Regions from separate parts of the Homo sapiens genome. Here region 1 is linked to region 2. Evidence: chromatin loops called from intact Hi-C (ENCODE). Cell type or tissue: IMR-90. All regions are shown on one strand. Links, peaks and the distances in the headings refer to the core of each region. The heading gives the core; the rest is flanking DNA. Region 1 has its middle 16 kb from the start of MIR548G. Region 2 has its middle 180 kb from the start of MIR548G.

Region 1 (10,025 bases), core at 1,394-9,393, 200 kb after region 2:
GTAGGAAAGAAGATTCACCACATAAGCCACTCTTCTCTCTGCAGGAAATGATAGTCCAATATCAACAATGTTTCCTGAAAGCTGACCCCTTAGTCAGAGGAGTCCAGCTGCTCTTGTTAACAACAAAACTATGATTTATCTCTCAAGGATGTAAAGGAATGAAAGGCAAAACTGAGAAAGTTATGACTTATACAGATGAGATTGATCCCATGGGACAATGACTTTCCCACCATTTCTAGCTTCTGTTTTATGCATTCTGGTACCAAAACATATCTCAGGGTCATTCTGGTGTGAAATGCCCCATCACTATCCTGTTACTTCACTTTTTCAGCGTAGTGTTTCCTTTAGCTAGAACTTCATTAATTAAATTGCTTTAATTTATGAAGTAAACATTTTCTGCCAGAACAAGATTCATTGTATTTGACTGTATATTTGTTTTCTTGAACGTGTACTAATTTGCATGGGGTAAGCCATGTTTCCAAGCATGCTGAATAATTTTTCTGAAGCACAATTCCCAATCTCACCTTCCCTTTCATGTTCATTTCAAAAAGAAAGAAGAGAGTTTCTGCTTGAGAAGGCAAATGAATGTAGGAAACAAGAAGTATAATCCACCCAACTCCAAAAAATCCACGCCCAAAGATTCAGTTGATAGGCCAATATTTTTGTCTCTTCTTTTACAAGTCATTATCAGATTCCCTTTCCTAAGTTACTGTAACACCCGTCTTTCTGGAATGTAAACAGTAAAAAAGTTCAGGTTTTACTAAATTTTTTTGTACATTTTACCTCAGTGAAAAAAAAAGGAGAAACAAAACAAACAAATGGAGATCAGAGAATTGGGTTTGTTATTGTAGTTGTGTTGTTTTTCTACTCTTTACAGTAGGTAATAGGATCACACACCTTAGACCTGTTGTCTCCATTTTATACACCCACAATACTCAACCACAGCATGTATGTTTACTCATAATTATATTGTGGCTCTTCATGGCATAAGCCATCAAAAGAAGGTCAAATTAGTTTTAATGTTGCATGTACTATATTTTATTTAATTTTTTAACTGGAAATCTATGTAACTGTTAATTAACCACAACATTTTCTTAACCAGGACACTTCAATGTATGCACATATTTCATACTTGGGAAAAGTAGTCTAAATGCAGTCATAACACACCCACAGAATAGTTTTAACAGGTAAGTAGATCTTGTAAAGAAAATAGATTTTCAGCTCTCCCTCTCCCGCAAATAGATTTTCAGCTCTCGCTCTCGCTCTCGCTCTCGCTCTCCCTCTCCCTCTCCCTCTCCCCTCTTTCCACAGTCTCCCTCTCCCTCTCTTTCCATGACCCTCTCCCCTCTTTCCACGGTCTCCCTCTCCCTCTCTTTCCATGGTCTCCCTCTCATGCCGAGCCAAAGCTGGACTGTGCTGCTGCCATCTTGGCTCACTGCAACCTCCCTGCCTGATTCTCCTGCCTCAGCCTGCCTAGTGCCTGCAATTGCAGGCGCGCGCCGCCACGCCTGACTGGTTTTCGTATTTTTTTGGTGGAGACGGGGTTTCGCTGTGATGGCCGGGCTGGTCTCCAGCTCCTAACCGCGAGTGATCCGCCAGCCTCGGCCTCCCGAGGTGCCAGGATTGCAGACGGAGTCTCGTTAACTCAGTGCTCAATGGTGCCCAGGCTGGAGTGCAGTGGCGTGATCTCGGCTGGCTACAACCTCCACCTCCCAGCCGCCTGCCTTGGCCCCCCAAAGTGCCGAGATTGCAGCCTCTGCCTGGCCGCTACCCCGTCTGGGAAGTGAGGAGCATCTCTGCCTGTCCGCCCATCGTCTGGGATGTGAGGAGCCCCTCTGCCTGGCTGCCCAGTCTGGAAAGTGAGGAGCGTCTCTGCCCGGCCGCCATCCCACCTAGGAAGTGAGGAGCGCCTCTTCCCGGCCGCCATCCCATCTAGGAAGTGAGGAGCGTCTCTGCCCGGCCACCCATCGTCTGAGATGTGGGGAGCGCCTCTGCCCCGCCGCCCCGTCTGGGATGTGAGGAACGCCTCAGCCCAGCCGCGACCCTGTCTGGGAGGTGAGGAGCGTCTCTGCCCGGCCGCCCTGTCTGAGAAGTGAGGAGACCCTCCGCCTGGCAGCCACCCTGTCTGGGAGGGAGGTGGGGGGTCAGCCCCCGCCAGGCCAGCCGCCCCGTCCGGGAGGGAGGTGGGGGGTCAGCCCCCCACCCGGCCAGCCACCCCGTCTGGGAGGTGAGGGGCGCCTCTGCCCGGCCGCCCCTACTGGGAAGTGAGGAGCCCCTCTGCCCGGCCAGCCGCCCCGTCCGGGAGGGAGGTGGGGGAGTCAGCCCCCCGCCCGGCCAGCCGCCCCGTCCGGGAGGGAGGTGGGGGGGTCAGCCCCCCACCCGGCCAGCCGCCCCGTCCGGGAGGTGAGGGGCGCCTCTGCCCAGCCACCCCTACTGGGAAGTGAGGAGCCCCTCTGCCCAGCCACCACCCCGTCTGGGAGGTGTACCCAACAGCTCATTGAGAACGGGCCATGATGACAATGGCGGCTTTGTGGAATAGAAAAGGGGGAAAGGTGGGGAAAAGATTGAGAAATCGGATGGTTGCTGTGTCTGTGTAGAAAGAAGTAGACATGGGAGACTTTTCATTTTGTTCTGTACTAAGAAAAATTCTTCTGCCTTGGGATCCTGTTGATCTATGACCTTACCCCCAACCCTGTGCTCTCTGAAACATGTGCTGTGTCCACTCAGGGTTAAATGGATTAAGGGCAGTGCAAGATGTGCTTTGTTAAACAAATGCTTGAAGGCAGCATGCTCGTTAAGAGTCATCACCACTCCCTAATCTCAAGTACCCAGGGACACAAACACTCTGCCTAGGAAAACCAGAGACCTTTGTTCACTTGTTTATCTGCTGACCTTCCCTCCACTATTGTCCTATGACCCTGCCAAATCCCCGTCTGCGAGAAACACCCAAGAATGATCAATAAAAAAAAAAAAAAAGAAAGAAAATAGATTTTCAACAACCCTATCAACAAGCCAGTCACGAGAGACCATATGTTGTATATTTCTATTTATGTGAAATGTCCAGACTAGGTAAATCCACAGAGGCAAAAAAGTAGATTAGTAGTTGGCAAGGGCTGGGGGTGGAAAGTGGGAAGAATAGGGGACAATAGGAAGTGACTGCTAATGGGTATGAGGTATCTTTTTTAAGTGATGAAATATTCTAAACTTAGATTTTAGCAATAGTGCAAAATTCTGTGCATATAATAAAAAGCATTGAATTATATACATTAAATGAGTGACATGTATAGCATATAAATTATGTCTCCTGTATTAGTCTGTTCTAATACTGCTATGAAGAAATACCTGAGCCTGGGTAATTTATAAAGAAAAGAGGTTTAATTGACTTACAGTTCCGGATGGCTGGGGAGGCCTCAGGAAACTTACAATCATGACAGAAAGGGAGTCAAACACATCCTTTTTCACATGGCGGCAGGAGAGAGAAGTGACGAGCAAAGGGGGAAGCCCCTTATAAAACCATCAGATCTTGTGAGACTCACTCACTATCATAAGGACAGTATGTGGGTAACCACCCTCACGATTCAATTATCTCCCACCGGGTTACCTCCCCCAACACATGGGGATTATAGGAACTACAGTTCAAGATGAGATTTGGGTGGGAACACAAAGTCTGACCATATCATCCCCATAACACTTTTTTAAAAATATCCTCTCAGAGGTTTAGTTTCCTAGAGCTGCTCAATATATGGATGGGTCAATAAAATCCAAGTGAGAGGGAGCCTTAAGATGAATCGCCTTTGCCTTACCCTGCTCTTTCTTTGGCAGTGATGTTTGTTGAATTTCTGTTTCCCTCTCTGCTTTCAGCCCATGGACTTGGAGTTGTGTTTCTCCATCAGTTCACTAACTTTGCTTTGAATTTCTGGCTCTCCTTAAAGTAACACCCAGTCCCCCTGTTCGAATGTCCACTGATCACTGACCCTGCCTCCTGGGTCTCATGCAAAGTCTGACACCTGAACACATTTTGGCATCCTTGATCAGCACACTCCTGGACTTTGTCAAGTGGAGTGTCAGTCTCCTCCCAGAAATGCTAGGTTAGAACCAAGGTGGGGACTCTGACGGACCTCAGGCCACACTCTTCAAGCAAAGAAGACTTGGCTTGATCTTGTGACAGCCACTTGTATTTAAATGAGATGCTGGGAAACATATGGAGACCTACACAAGGGAATACCCAAAAGCTTCTTGGGCATTACACTGACCTACATAGTATACGGTTTTCCATTTGGGCTGAGTCACACTGCCCCTGATCAGGATAGATGTTATAGGGAGATGGAACAGAAGGCAGGGAGTTCATAGCAGTACTATCTGGTACCCCAGCATCAGGGATGTCCCCAGCTTCCCGTGATATTCATGTAGGCCCTGGAAGCACCGCTTCATATAGTGATTGTTTATTTAATGTCCAAGTTTGGAATGGCTTAGAAAAAGAAAAAGACCTAAGAGCTTATATGATGTCATGGAAAGATAGAAGTCAGACATGTGGTTTTCTTGGGTTCTTCAGCTTTTCCCAATTTTCTCCACCCCACATTCAGAGCTCTATTTGCCTTCATCTGCAGAATCTCTGTAGGAAGCAGTTTTGAAAGGCACTGCTGAGTCACTGAGTTGTACTGTGGTCTGACTCTCTGATACTTTAAATTCTGATTTGAAGAAATTGCTTGAAAGCACTGATATCTTTTTCTCACCGCTGGCAAATGGCAAAGTTTTCACTGAGTGAAAAGCAATGTTTCGTAAGTGAAAAATATAAGAATCAATTTGTCCATCATTCCATTATCCTGCCCAAACACTTAACAATTAAGGGACAGGCCAGAAGGCTTCAGTTAATTACATAAAAGGTTTTTTTTGTTGTTTGTTTTTAAGTTAGGTTTAAAGAGTCCATGAGCTGCTGACAGTCTAAGAAAAATTCTTTCAGGCATTTAGCTGGAAGTTGTCACAGTTTGAATGGATGGTTTATTCAAAATGAAGATTAAATTTCTTTATAGCAATTCTAATTTCATGGAACTTTAAATCTTAAAAAATTTAATGAAACACCCTAATCTTATAGAAAATAAAAGTAGGAGCCAGTGAATAGAAGTGACTTTCCCAAGTTCCCATAGCTAAATATATGGCAAAACTAGGAATAGAAGGACCCAGGTCATCAGACTGTGGAAACAGGGCCCTATTTTACTTCAGGATGTGCCAATAATTTATGATGATGTGAATCTTCTGAAACTTATACATGATTCAAAGACACTGGGGAGGTGGGAAAAAATGGATTTGGAAGGGATGAGGAAGAATAAGAGGATCAAATAGCATCTTTATTCAGGCTCCCTGCAATGGTTGAAACAGAGAATATTGTAAAGAATATTACATGCCTTCCTGAATCAAAAGTAGCACAGCCCTGCTGGCAGCTAAGGAAGCAGGGTAATAGAAATCCCAACACCTCCACACTCAGCGCCTGGAAAATGAGAACCTAAAGCTTACTGTATTAGGATAAGGACAAGCCCAAAATCAATCATGACCCATGCCAGCCTTAAACAGTTACCATAATCTCTTACACTTGTGTATTATTCTCTTATATTAAAATAAGAATCCTAGTTGTATGCATTTATATTTGATATATAAATATACATTTGCCCTTAAAGGGTCATCTACTATAAAGGAAATTTTTTTAAAGAATTGCAAGGAAGAAATACAGTACGTTACATTTCATTAAACCATTCTCCTGATTTTCTGGAGATCTGACCTAATTTCTCTTTAGGCCTATTAGAAAATGACATCCTTCCATTGGCAGAAACTGTCTAATTACTTTTTGTTATGAGCTATTTCCAACATTGCTGATCTGCAATTCTACAGAGCACTTTCATGAGGGCAGAGGGCAACTGTGAGTCATAGAGACTCTGGGAGGAAAGCAGAGCTCTTTGTCTGAATAAGGAAAAGTTCAGTTGTTCCTTAGGTTTCGGGCATATCAGCTATTGCTGTCATTGGGAGTGTTTCCCAGAACTGAAAGTGAGCCTTTTAGAAAGGTTTGACATCAGGCAAGTGCTCTCTGGGGCAGGAGAGCTGCACTTTTCAGTGATAAGTACAAAGCCTAGGTTCCCTGATGAATAACAGCTTGATGATACTGGGTTAAGTTACTGAACTTCTCTATGAAATTACATCAGCCATACCATTAGGTTGTTTGGACCATTCAATGAAGTAAATACATAAATGTACATAGCCCATCACCTGCATAGATTATATCTTCCATAAGGAATAGTTGCCTTCCTTCCTCTTGGCTAAGGGAATTGGAGGTCTGGCTATACTGTTGGAGAGAAGAGTTGTACCACAAACAGACTCCACTGAAACCATGTGGACTTTGGGAAGACTGGGCCCAAACCATAGCTCAGAAAGAACATTTGGTGAAGGAGCCCAGGTCTATCCAACATGACAGCCACTCTTCTTCATGGTCTAGCCTAGTGCTATTCAAAGTGTGGTCCTTGGCCCAACTGTATCGATATCATCTCAGACCCTCTAAATCTGGATCTCTGGAGTAGGGCCCAAGAATCTGTGGTTCTACCAGCTCACCAGGTGATTCTTTTGCAGGCTCAAGTTTGAAAAACACTGCTTTAGAGAAAGTGTTCCTAGCAAACCCAAGAGGACAGGAAGACATGGACCAGGGTAACAATCAGATTTTCAGGGGCTCAAGCCAAGGAGGTTTTAAGAAAAGGTGTAACAAATGACTGCTAGGAAGCCTCTGGGAAAAACCTTTAGGAATCATGTAACAATTGTCAATTTTATAAACACTTTCGTTCACTTAGCAAACATGAATCCACATGCGCTTATTAATCTTCTAACCAGAAGTAAGCCACTGAGTTTTTCACAAATTGGCTGGACAGGCTGATTCCCAAGACAAGAAGAGATCATCCACAAAATCCTTAAATAAAAAGAGCCTAAGTGCTCATTTTTGGTGACAGCAAGCAAAGAGGGAGATGGGAAGACAGCATTTTACTCAGTAGTCAGTCGTAGGAGGAAAAGAACCAGGGAATGGAAGCAGTCCAAATCCCTAAGGCTTTCAGAAAGCAGGGGGAAAAAATAAAAGCTAGACATGGGACTGAAATCCAGAGGTTGAGACATGACCCATCAGGCACATAACTGGCAGGAAGCCCAGCAGCGAGGCTCCCTCTTAGGAACTAAGCATCTGCCTGTTTTCACGTCTCTGCAACATACTAAATTATCTGTTAGCAAGTAGTTGCAGCATCCACAAAGATCAGGGACACAGGACACTTAGAAAATTCAATTGTGTATGTAAATATTTACCTAGCTACTTCCTTGGAGTCTACAGACCTGTGACATTTTATTGGCAGACAGACTTTATGATTTCAGCGTGCCAGTGTATTTTATCAGAAATAAGTGAAAAAAAAACTCAAAACAACTTGGAAAATAGAGATGTTCAAGTCAAGGTTTATCCACCAATGCCTCTGAAACTGGAGGGGCTTCAGTGCAGACCTTTAATCCACAATGCCTGATTCTGAAGTGGCATGTCTGTGTAAGAGAATTTAACATCCTAAGGATCCGCCAGCCTCTTCTATTTAAAGTCAGGGCCATTGATCCCCTTTTTGGGTTGACCCACACCCCACCAACCCTCAGGATCTGGATGCCATATAAACATTAACCAGAAGAAATCAGTTGCGTATCTCAGGTAGATTTATCTTCTAGGTAATCTTATTCCTAGACATGCTTTTGCTTTTAGTTTCATTATATTTACTTTGCCTTTGCCCTGCTCTTGTGGCCAGTGCCCTCTTTGTGTTTTATCATGAACCTGCTATGTGCCCACCTCAAAGCTGGACACTGTGGTTCAAACATTTCCTTCAGGAAGCCACTAGTCCACTTCCTGTTAGAAAAGATTCTGAACTTCTTTCCCAGATAAGTTGAAGAACCTGTTTTCTGACCTGGTTAGAAATTGAAAACTCAATCGAAAGATTGGCAAAGAAAATTGTGGAAATCTATGAAAGTAGAAAAAAATGAAAAATACAAGAGAAAAGAAAAGAAACTTGAAGGACCAGTACCGAGAATATAATATCTGAACAAGCAAGTTTCATGAAAAAGAGGACAAAAAACATTGAGGGAGGAAATCATCAATTAAAAAATTTAAGAGAATTTCCTAGAACTGAAGAACATTGGTCAGAACGTCAAGATGGATGGAAACAGAGTCACACCCAGGCACATCACTGAGAAATTTCAGAACACTAGGGGTAAAGGGAAAAACAAACACAGTTCCAGAGAGAGGGGGGAAAATCGTATGCAGAGGAACCAGAAAGTGAAATAACTTCTAAAGATACAAAAAACAACAGAAAACTAGAAATTAATAGAGTAATGCCTTCAAAATTCTGAAGGGAAATTATTTTCAATCTAAGTTTCTATAAACAGCCACACCATTATTCAAGTGTCAAAGCAAAATACAGCTATTTTCAGATATTCAAGGGCTCAAAAAAATTTGCTAAAGTGATGAAGGTCTTCAGGCTCAAACAGTGAAAAGTACAATTATAAATAAGCAAATTTAAAATAAGACAACCCCAGGGAATACAGAAAGTTATGTGGGGAAGGAAAAAAATATATACATGTGCATGGTTCATCTGTGAATAAGGTACAGAGGTAATAATAACATAAACCTGTCTACTGGTCTAACCAAAGTTACAAGAGGTCAGGGGAATAGGAAGAAGGATTGTGAGGTATTTGGGATGAGTGTGTGTGTGTGTGAGTGTATGTGTGTATGTGTGTGTGTGCGTGTGTGTGTGTTGTGCAGAAAGAGGAGGAAAAGAGCTGAAATCATCATCTTCCAATGTGGGAAGTCAATAGATAATGTCTAAAACTGGAGGGAAAGATATTGAGGAATAGAAATAGTAAGATATGGGGCCCAGGCGTGGTGGCTCACACCTGTAATCCCAGCCTTTTGGGAGGCTGAGGTAGGTGGATCACTTGAGGTCAGCAGTTCAAGACCAGCCTGGCCAACGTGGCATGGTGGCACACACCTGTAATCCCAGCTACTCGAGAGGCTGAGGCAGGGGAATTGCTTGAGCCCAGGAGGCAGAGGTTGCAGTGAGCTGAGATTACACCACTGCATCCCAGCCCAGGTGACAGAGCGACACTCTACCTCAAAAGCAAACAAACAAATAAACAAATAAATAGTGAGATATTATTCAGAAATATGGAATAAAATGCAAACATCAAAAATCACCTAGGAGTTATAAGTATTTGCTTCTGCAGAAAGACAGGGAGGCAAAGCGACATGAAAGTATTGTTTTTCATTACTAAGTTTTAGAGCTTTTTGACTCCTAAATGTATGGACAATTATAATATTGACTAAAATAAGCAGAGGAGACTGAGGCCCAGCCCTGCTAATAAACAGGAGGGTGGTTAAGACATGGTGTCTGAAGTTAGATCACCTTAATTCACATCCTGGTTTTGTCCCTGACTAATTATATGACCTTGAGTATTTTAACCCCTATAAACCTCTGCTCCCTCAACTTCAAATGGGGGTTGTAAAAATATTTACATCAGAGAGTTGCTTTGATGTTTAAATGGTAAAAGGACTAGGAAGCGATTAGCAGTGCCTGGCATATTATAAGCATTCTTCCTTTCGTCCAACAAATATTGAGGATGTCGTCTATGCATCAGGCACAGCTGCAAGCATTTGGGATTTATCAGTGAATATAAAGTATTTCTGTCCTCATGGAACTTAGTAGAAATTAATGGGGAGAGATAGACAAGAAACAATCAACATAATACTAAGTGAATGATACAGTACATTGAAAAATGGCCAGTGATGCATGCTATGGAGTGAAAAGATCAGGGAAAGGGATATCAGATTGCTGGCAAGGGGAGGCAGGTAGTGCCTGCAAATTTTACCTACATTGGTCAAGAAAAGGCCTGGTGAGAAAGCAACATTTGAGCAAAGACTTGAAGGAGCTAAGGGACCAACAAGTGAAATATTTGGGAGGAGCATTTGTAGGCAGAGG
Region 2 (10,025 bases), core at 965-8,964:
AACCATGACATATCAGAGTTGGGGATTATTAAAAAGACATTACCTAACTGAGGAAAAACATAGACACCTTTCTTATGTAACATTGCAATGGCCATGGCATTACAGAACCATCCTTAGCTAAAGATTTGTAGATGCTTTATCAATAATACACTGAAGACAGAGGCTGAATGTTTTCATTTTGGATAACTGGGATTTAACTCATTGGTAGACAAACACAGAGAGACTCATACATACATTCACACAAATATGTACACACACCCCTAAACTTTACTTTGGCAAAGCAAGTGAAAGACACACAAAAGGGAAAACGATAAAGGTAAACTTTACATCTTTCCTAGTGTTGCCTAGACCCAGCCTACACAAATCTAGTTTTTTTCTTTTTAATCACACTCCCCTAACCTTGTGGTTCAGTAACATCCATCTTAATATTGAGCTGTGGAACAAGGCTTTTTCAATCTGCTCACATGCCAAGATGTGTCAACAGCCAGGAAAAGTTATGAGCTCCATGTACATGAGTGGCTTTGCGGCAGCACAGGCCCTTCAGATCTCATCAGATCTCATCAGATCTCATCAGATCTCATCAGCTGGGCCTTTCAGAGCCCAGAATGAGAAGCCTCCTACTATTCAGAGGAAGGATAACAACCAAAATGTAAATAGCCTCATGTAGTTTTGTTAATTATCGAGAAAAATAGGCCCAAATTTTGTAGCATTCTTAGTGCACTCATATAGCTAACATTTCTGAAAAAAAAAACAATATATAGATTAAAGCACTAAGACTAAAACATACACTTTCACTCACTAGCCCAAGAGTTTTTGCTGTGACCCATGTATACAAACAGGAACTACTTTTGGCATCTGATAAAGGATTCATCCATGCCACAGAAACAAGTCTTGGATGTGATCTTTGTGTCTCACATGCTGAAGCCATCTTAGAGCTCACCATTCAGGCAGGGGGTAAAAAAAAAAAAAGGCTGTGGCAGCACATCAGGTTCTGAAAGGGGAAAGGCCCATCATACAAGGAGATTGGCTGTTCTGCTTCCGCAGACATGGTTCTCATTATCCCTGATCCTAATTGTCAAACTATCAGGAATAGACTTGGTCTGGAGAAATACAGTCCTTATTTCTCACTGGCAAACAGCAAACAACAAAAATCCAAACCACAATTCTCGTTTTCATGGTTGCAGCCGAGGAAATTTCCCATAACCTCTCCCTACCATGAAATTCAACTGTCGAAGTGATCCTAACTTGTACTAGTACACTGGTGGGAGTAGCCATTGCAGCCTGCCCAAATGGTTTACAAGGGCAAGATGGATGGGAAGCAGTTTCCAGCCCCTCATATTACAGAGTCAGGAGTTGTGAGTGGCCACGGGCATCCTTGACCACTGAGGTACAACTGTTCATCTTTGAAACTGGCTCTGCTACAGGAACATTTTTAAGTGTGATACATTTTAAGGGACACAGTGGTTTACATTTTAATAGGCAAAGAGCAAAATGAGTAGTTTGTGTGGAAACAGACCTACCCAGCTAAAGTCATTTGCAGGCCTCTGCCAATAGATTCTGGAATCCTATTTCTGAGCCCCCCTGGGATGGAAGGCAGCACAGCCGTCTGACTGCCGAGGAGAGGTCTGTCCTCATCCATCTGTATTTCCTGCCACTTTCTTCATTTCCTGCACTCTTGTCTGTTTACTCCATTCTCTCTTTTCTGGGCATTCAAAATACAAGTCTTTCTCCAATTCACCTGATTTCCTCTCTGGCTTTTCAGAGGCCACTACCAGCTGTTAGAACATCCATCTCCATCATGATCTGAGCAACTGAAAGGAGAGGCTCACCTAAGCTGCCTGATTGAAGAGAAGAAATCAGGAGAAGGTTGAAGCAGCAGCCAGGTGGGAGAAAAACCCATCTTAGCACTGCTGGCAAACCTGGAAACACAGTGATCCACCAGGTTCATCGCTGGGTCATTGGGCAATCCCCTCTGCCCTGGCACCTTTCACTGCTCTCATTCAATCAATGAACATGACCAAGTATCTATTACACGCATCAGGTCCCATGCTAATTGGGCGGTGGGAAGAGGATAAGATATAAAAGACCCAGTTCTATAAACTGTCAGCTTTCTGAGAGCTCCATATTCCCAGTATCTAGAACAGTAGATGGCACACCTTAGCCTCAAGTCAGTATTTGCTGTTTCAATTAAGTAACCCTAGTTACTGCCTGGGTAGAATGGCTTGATGCCCTGCTTGAGACCAGGAGTTACAGATTTTAGTTAGAAAACAAGGCTCTTCTCTGCTCTATTGCCAATCAGGGGCGAGTTTGTATCCTCAGAGGGCAGCAGCTGCATTCCTAGTATCATCTTTGCCTCATCCGCCACTCTGGCACTGCACAAACTGAGCCCCGTGAAGCGCCGCGTTCCCTCTCTCCCTGAAGCGACGCCCCCTTCCTTCTCAGAGGGCCCCCTGAGCTGCGTCCCTCTGCCCCAGAGCTGTGCCTGGCGTCTGGCTGTCAGGAGGCACCGCGGCCCCTCCCGGCAGCTCCCGGCCGTCCTGAGGCAGGCGCCGAGCGGGGTCAGCGGGGAGTCGGGGCTCCCTGGGCCTGTCACTCAGCAAGACTGAGCCAGGGCTCCCTGACAGCCCTCCAGACCCTAGGGGATAACCGTGTCCGTGTCTGTCTGTGCATCAGATCAGAGGGAACGAAGCGCGCTCCCCCGCCTAATTCCTCCCCTTCCCTGGAATGTCCACGAGTTCCTGCTAATGCTATTGTTTGCTTTTGCTTATGCACATATAAGTCTTTGGTACACACACACTGTTTTGTTGTGGTTTTTCTTTTCCTTTCTAAAGCTAATAGTTTGTGGTGGGGTGAAGATACGGCTTTGGGTGTGGATTCAACTGGGAAAAAGAAATGCAAGCAGGATTTAGAAAATAATAAAACCACTTAATACATTTCCAGAACTGCAATTATTGCTAGTGAGAAAATATGGATAGCAATTATTTTTAAGTTCAGTGAATTGAAAAGATTGGAACTAGAATAGGATTTAAGTAAAGAAGAAATTCCTTCTCTAAACCAATTTCTGGTTGCTCAAAATTCCCAGGATAAACTAAAGTATGAAAAAAATGATGACTTCATATTATCAAAATATACATAGATTTCTGATTTGTTTTAAATACATTTTATACTAGTAAAATTCATTGATGGTAGAGAATGTTTTCCAGTTATTATAACTGATTTTAATTAAGCAGTTTCATATGTCTGGATTGTGTGTTTTGAGGTATGGCTCATGATCGGTCCACACGTAGATTTTACCATTTTAAATTTGCATTGCTTATAAGACAGGCTTTGTAGTCACGTAACCTGGGTTCACCTCCTCATGTAGCCACTTACTGTATCATGTTGGGCAAACTTTCTGTAGATTTTCTCGCCTGCAAAATTAGGGATAATAGTACTTTATGAGATTGTTGGAACATTACATTAGGTACTACATATGAAAACTAAAAACTGTCTCACACAGAATTATCACACAATAAATATTAGTTATTTATTTTTGCTAACTAATTCTGCTCAAATAAGAAAACTATGGGCCATTTAAAATAAATTATAATGTCAACATATTTTAAAAATAAAATATTAGGCCGGGCGCGGTGGCTCATGCCTGTAATCCCAGCACTTTGGGAGGCTGAGGCAGGTGGATCACGAGGTCAGGAGATCAAATCTATCCTGGCTAACACGGTGAAACCCCGTCTCTACTAACAATACAAAAAAATTAGCCGGGCGTGTTGGTGGGCGCCTGTAGTCCCAGCTACTTGGGAGGCTAAGGCGGGAGAATGGCGTGAACCCGGGAGGTGGAGCTTGCAGTGAGCCGAGATCGCGCCACTGCACTCCAGGCTGGGCAACAGAGCAAGCCTCCGTCTCAAAATATATATATATATTATTGTCCTATTTATATATTTTGGCATTTCTGAACTTTTTTGCAACATATATACAAATTCAAAAATAATTCATAGCAATAATATATAATTAGAATATATTGAAATGACAGGGCTCATTAGTAAGCTTTTAAACATTAGTCAGTCTAAGATTTGGTTTGGAAGAGATCGAGAAACACATTCAAATCTCAACCTTATTTTACAGAAAAGTATTAATCTTGTTTATTTGAAGTCAAGGTCAATAGTATAAATTCTGGGGACGATTGATGAACCAATTTGCAAAGGACATGTCACTAATAATCCCCTTCTTGACTAGAGACAATAACATAGACACCAGCCCCTACTTATAGTGGGACCAAAGGAGAATGTGTCATCTATCTAGAAATAATAAACTTATTTTCAATGCCAACTGTCTCACAGTCTATAATTTCATGTGAACCAAACACATAGCTATGATTAACTAAATCCTTCCACTTTTCAACTAGCTTTTGTACACAAACACATGTAAACGCACAATACCAAATTAACTTTTAGTTGTGTGCTATTAATTCAATCACCTTGAAAACAGGTTTTTATAGAGTCAAAATAATAAAAATTTAATATAAATATTTATTCTCAAGCTTAGGCAAAGGGACACCCTTCCCATATCATTTTAAACAACCATTAAAAACAAAAATATTCCATGTGTTTCTCGTAAACTCCCTGTAGCCTCTTAGACCTAATTTTATTTCCTTCATTTATATTATTCCCTTTTAATTACATGATCAATAAATAAATACGGATATCTGATGAGATCTGACAATTATTTTTGAGACTTTTAAGTTTACTTTTTAAGAAAACCTAAATCCTGGGAGGTAAAAATTTTGAAAATATTTGATCAGGAGATAAGGTATATCTCCATTTAAAGAAGTTCTGAAGACCAAAAAAAAATAGAATTTTAATCCCTCTGATGTTCCCTTTTGCTCATGTTTAGAATCCATTTTTCCTCTCTGAAATTTCTAGATAAAATTCAACAGGTGGTGGTTGTGGCGATGATGGTAGTGGTTAGTAGTTTTAAGAAAATATTTTTTGGAGACTGTGATGCTTGGTACACTTATTTAAAGCCCTTCATTCTGAGGAACTGAATTATAAGATAATTCCTTGGTAAGGAAGAAAGCAAGAGTGTCTTAACTGGCATAAGGAATGATCATCACAACCAGTACAAAAGAACTTTAACAATCAATCAGCCCTGTACCAGTTCAGCCACTGCCAGAGGATACATTTTTCTGTGCTCCATTTCAGACTTGGTTAAGTCTGACCTGCAGCTACAGGTCAGAACCACCAGAGGTCAGATTTTTACACCCCACCCGAATAGATGCTAAGCTTGAGTCTGAGACAGACAATGGTGTTTCTTTTCCTAGCACCTTTTCCTCTTCAATTTACCTTTATTACCACCAAATACAATGTAAGAATATTATATATAAATATAAGAGACGCATAGTTTACTTTCCTATATGGAAATGGCATCATGAGGAAAAAGTAAGGAAAAGGAGGAAATTAAGAAGACAATTATTTTAAGACGAAAGCTGGTATTGAGGAAGGACAAAAACCAAACAGCCTTCAAATCAATTTAAAAAGACAAAGAGAAACCAAAAAAAAAAAAAAAAACCCTATATGAGCATTCTGATTATCAAAATTGTATTAAGATGTTTGTTTTTATTCATAAGAATAAAGCTGATCTTCCCCAAAATGATAATACAAATAATATTGTAGTAGTAATACAGTGGTAGTGGTGGCAGCTGTGGCCACCAATATGTATTGAATGCATTGTTCTAATCACTTAACATACTATTATAACCTCATCATAAGGATGAGAAAATCAAGCGCAGAGGTTTTTCTAATAGTTTTCAGGAGCCTGGAAAATGTTTCTATCTTTTGCGACTATAATCTCACATTTGAGTGTTTGGCCAAAGATAAAAACTCAAATTGTTGGAGGAGGTGTTGGCATGAAGATATCATATTAATCCTAGGTTTATTCATCACAGAAAAATTTGGAAACAACCTATCTAATAATTGTACAATAATCAAATAAAAATACCAAATAATATGTAGTTATTACGATTAAAATTGTGAAGATTAGAAAAAACAAGAAAAATGTTTGGTTAAAAAAATTGAGAAAATTGTATCCATAACATAAATAAAACTGTATAAAATATGTGCATATATGTATAAGAATAAAGAAAGAAATCTGCTAGAAAAACAACATATTTGTTAGGGTGTAGGATCACAGGCAAAAATTTTTAAAGTAATAATCCTGGAACACACATTTTTAAACTGCCAAAGGATACAATGTGAAAAGTGTATCCTCCTGGGGCTAGAGAGCATAAGCCAACTCAATTGATTTCACAGAGCGCTCACCAGAGGTGAGTCCACCAACCACACCTGGGCCTTCCTACTTACCATGTCCAGCTTGGCTTACTGCATGCCTCAAAGCACCCACAAGATTCAGCAATAATACTGTTTTTCTTAGTAGTAATAATAATACAAAAGATGCCTATAGAGCTTTAGAGGTTTAAAAAAATTTTATTGCTTAGCTTATTTCAAGTCTAATTCCTTATGAATAAACATTGCGACTTAAAATCTCATGCTGTTGTCAGCAGAATGATATCCCAGAAGAGAGCAGAGAGGAAAATTCAGATGGATCTGGACTTTGAATAACAAAGAGGTCCACTTGTGCAATGAACAGGGCATAGCCTCACCTGTCTTTCCAATAAACCTAAGCACAGAGATATAACATCCCTAAGTATAGAGATATAACATGCTGGAACTCAGAAACATTTCATAGGAGCATTCTTGCAAAAGACAGTGGGTTTTCACTTGATACAGTAGATATCTTCTTTCTCTCTGAATTCTTTTCCCTACCAGACTCCCTCTCCATAACAACAACCTCTCTCTCATCGTGATAACCTGGGAATAAACATCCAGATTCCTGGGCTACACCTCAGAACAAATGAATGGGTGCAGTACCTGAAAAACTGTATTTTCTAAAAAGCTCCCCAGCTTTAAAAAATCAAAGTGATACCGTTTTTAGAGAGCAAAATCAATGAGGTAGGAAAGTGTACCCAACCTTTAAGGTTTTACCTTTCAGCTCACACCTAAATAGATTCTTCCTCAGCCATGAGTGCTCCTTTTAAGGAGTTGTCTACCAATGGGAAATAAGAAGCCTATTTAACCCTCACAACCTCCAACCGTTGGTCAAAACCTATAGCTGCCGTTCTTCATAGGTCCCTGCACACTGTCCACATTGAAAACATGCAGTTGAAGAGAGTTTCAAATGCCTCTTTTTTAACCACATTATGGCCGGCAATAAATGCAGAAATGTAGTCACAGCTCTACAATCAGAAAGAGGCAAAAAATGCAGCAATAGACATTCTCATGTTGTCAAGTCAAGCAGGAAGCAGGCTTTGTTCAGAGCAGATTTGAAGGAGCAGACAACTCTAGCAAAACAATGATAAAGACTGGAAGAAGTAATGTTACCCACTTACCCAAAAGGGCTCTGACATATGAGAACAACAGTCCAGTAGACAGCATGGGAAGACAACAGTCTGGCACACATGTAAAGATGATGAGTGCTCATTCATTTACTCAGTGAATATTTACTGAGTATCTACTGTGTGCCAGGCACTGTTGTAGATACTTGGAATACATCAGTGGACAAAACAAACATAATGCTTGTCCTTTTGGAGCTTATCCAGCAGGAACTTGGACCCATGCATGAAGAGGAATTCAAACCAGATCAGGATCACATATACTCTCTTGGTCACACTCCAGACTAATTCCACAGGGAGAAGGAATTGGAAATCACAGCAAGACTGTACAGCACATGCACACATTCCTTGTCATTTGTTTTATTGTGTGTGTACATATATACATATAACTACCAATGTACAGTGTTGATTATCAATCATTCATTTATTTATAAATTTCATAAATAAGTATTGAGTGCCTACTCTTTACCCAGCCTTGGCTAAGTCATGAGGTTTTGCTATGTTCATAAAATGCTTAGTTCAAGCATCCCTTCAGGGATTGTGACATATTGATACCTCAATGCAGTAGAACCTTCCTGACTATTAAAGTCGAAATTCTGGTCCTCAGAAAGAACAAACCTGGAAAATGTGATCCTAAAGAACCCTTCTTTGTGGAAGTCCATTTTTTATCAAAGTTAAATATATATTTGAAGCTCTTTTCTTTCCGAGGAGATGCACAAGCCACTCGCAGTGCCTTGGGCATTAATACATACTTGGGCTCACATACTTGCTGAATACATAGATGATGCTCTGTGATTCCCAGGTCAAAGAATAATCCCACCTGAAGGCTGTGGCACTGCCATTTCTCCTCGCCTCATTGGTTAAACACTACACTCAGACTTGCAGTCATTGACTGAAGAAGATGACAGTTTCATTCCAAAGTAATGTAATATTGGAATATGGGGTCAACATCCTTTGATTCCCAGGTTGTCAGTTCTGCTAAGAAAAGCTCTTACTTGATATGGAATTTGAGAACAACATAAAAATGAAGGAACCATCATAAAGAGAAAGAAAACAAGCCCAAAGATGTGTTAAAAGACAGAGTCCACCCTCTCAGAGGAGTCAAAGGGTGTTTAGAATCCACTACATTATCCCTGGTGAATACAGCAGGTCCTCAACTAATATTGTTTCGTTCAATGTTATTTTGTTACAACATTGATGAGGAAAAGCATCAATTCCCAGCCAAGGGCACTGTCTGTGTGGAATTTGCACATTCTCCTAGGTCTGCATGGGTTTTCTCCAGGTACTCTGGTTTCCTCCCATATTGAAGATGTGCACGTGGGGTGAATTGGTGCGTCTCCATGCCTGAGTGAGTGTGGGAGTGGTGAGTGCACCCTGTGGTGGGATGGCATCCTGTCCAGGGTGGGATTCCTGCCTCGTGCCCTGAGCTGCGGGGATGGAATCAGGCCACCTGCAACCCTGAGCTGGAATAACTGGGTAAACTATTACCTTATTTGTTTTTATTAATCTCTCTTAAATGTATATATATCTCACATTTATTTCAATGTTTAATATTAGAAGTGTTTTCATCTTTATTTAGAAGTTTGGTGAATTTTTGTGACTAGGAATATGCCATAGGAACTTAACTCATTTATATCAATTAGCCTATGGTAAAATAGGTTTTGCTATACATCATTTCACTTAAAGTCTGTTTCCAAGAACCTATGGATGACATTAAGTGAGGACTTACTGTATACAGATGATTCTTGTTATTTGTGGTAGCTGTGTTCTATAAAGTCATCATAATCACTGAATTAGTAAATGTCAAACGATCACTCCTAGAGGAAATAGAGTGTTAGTTTCCTATGAGCCTCCAATCACAGTATTTTCCTCAACCAGAGCACTATTTGCATAATGTAAGTTATACAACAAGCCAGTCTCATCAGCTTTGGAAACCTGCTCTTTTACATAACATTGTTCCTGTATGATAGTTAGTGAATTTTAAAAAAATTCTTCTGTACCCTTGAACAACTGACTTCCCTCCTTTAAGCCACCTTAGTTAAATTAAACAGGGGAAGTAAATAAAGTTTACTATATTTACTATTCACTTCTTACAGAGTTGGTAAGAAGATGAAATGAGATACTGTGCGTAAAACCCCTAAAAACCCAATAGGCATTTGAAAATAGTAGCTATTGTCATTGTGTTGTATAACAACCAAAAAAAAAAAAAAAAAGTCATCCTAAAGAAGAAAATAAATGTCTTTAGGTACTGTCTTCCAAATTCAAAATTTTTCCAAAAGACTGAGAAAACGTCCAAAGAAAACTATATCTAGATGGGGGACAAATGCCAAAGATCTAGCTCTATAATTTCTGTGAGAAAATAGAATACATGAGACGTTAGCATGATTTTTCTACCAATGCCATTACTTCTCACCATTCCGAGAATAAATTTTAAAATTCTTTCCATTTCAATCCTCCTCAAACACTTCAAAATCAAAAAGGCAACTGCCATTACCTTACACATGAAGAGACTGCCACTTCTAGGTAAACAAAAAGTGAAATCAAAGGCATGTGGAGTTTTTTTGTTTTTGGTTTGGTTTTTTTT

What was found. Peaks named below come from ENCODE experiments on the same cell type or tissue, not always from the same donor. Only the 100,000 strongest peaks of a DNase experiment are listed, where the experiment ranks them.
Region 1: a loop joins it to region 2, with 5 times the contacts of the local background. A loop is called at or near these places in 9 of 110 quality-filtered maps.

Annotation. Positions count from the first base shown.
Region 1 is chr4:147,355,927-147,365,951 of GRCh38, forward strand. No RefSeq gene overlaps it. Among named protein-coding and RNA genes, the nearest start is that of MIR548G, 16 kb to the left of the region's middle. In IMR-90, for the core only: no CTCF peak of the experiment used is centred there; DNase peaks (open chromatin) are centred at 4,585, 5,935 and 7,175; H3K27ac peaks cover 2,438 bases.
Region 2 is chr4:147,155,866-147,165,890 of GRCh38, forward strand. No RefSeq gene overlaps it. Among named protein-coding and RNA genes, the nearest start is that of MIR548G, 180 kb to the right of the region's middle. In IMR-90, for the core only: a CTCF peak has its summit at 5,234 (motif pointing right); a DNase peak (open chromatin) is centred at 5,246; H3K4me3 peaks cover 757 bases; H3K27ac peaks cover 589 bases.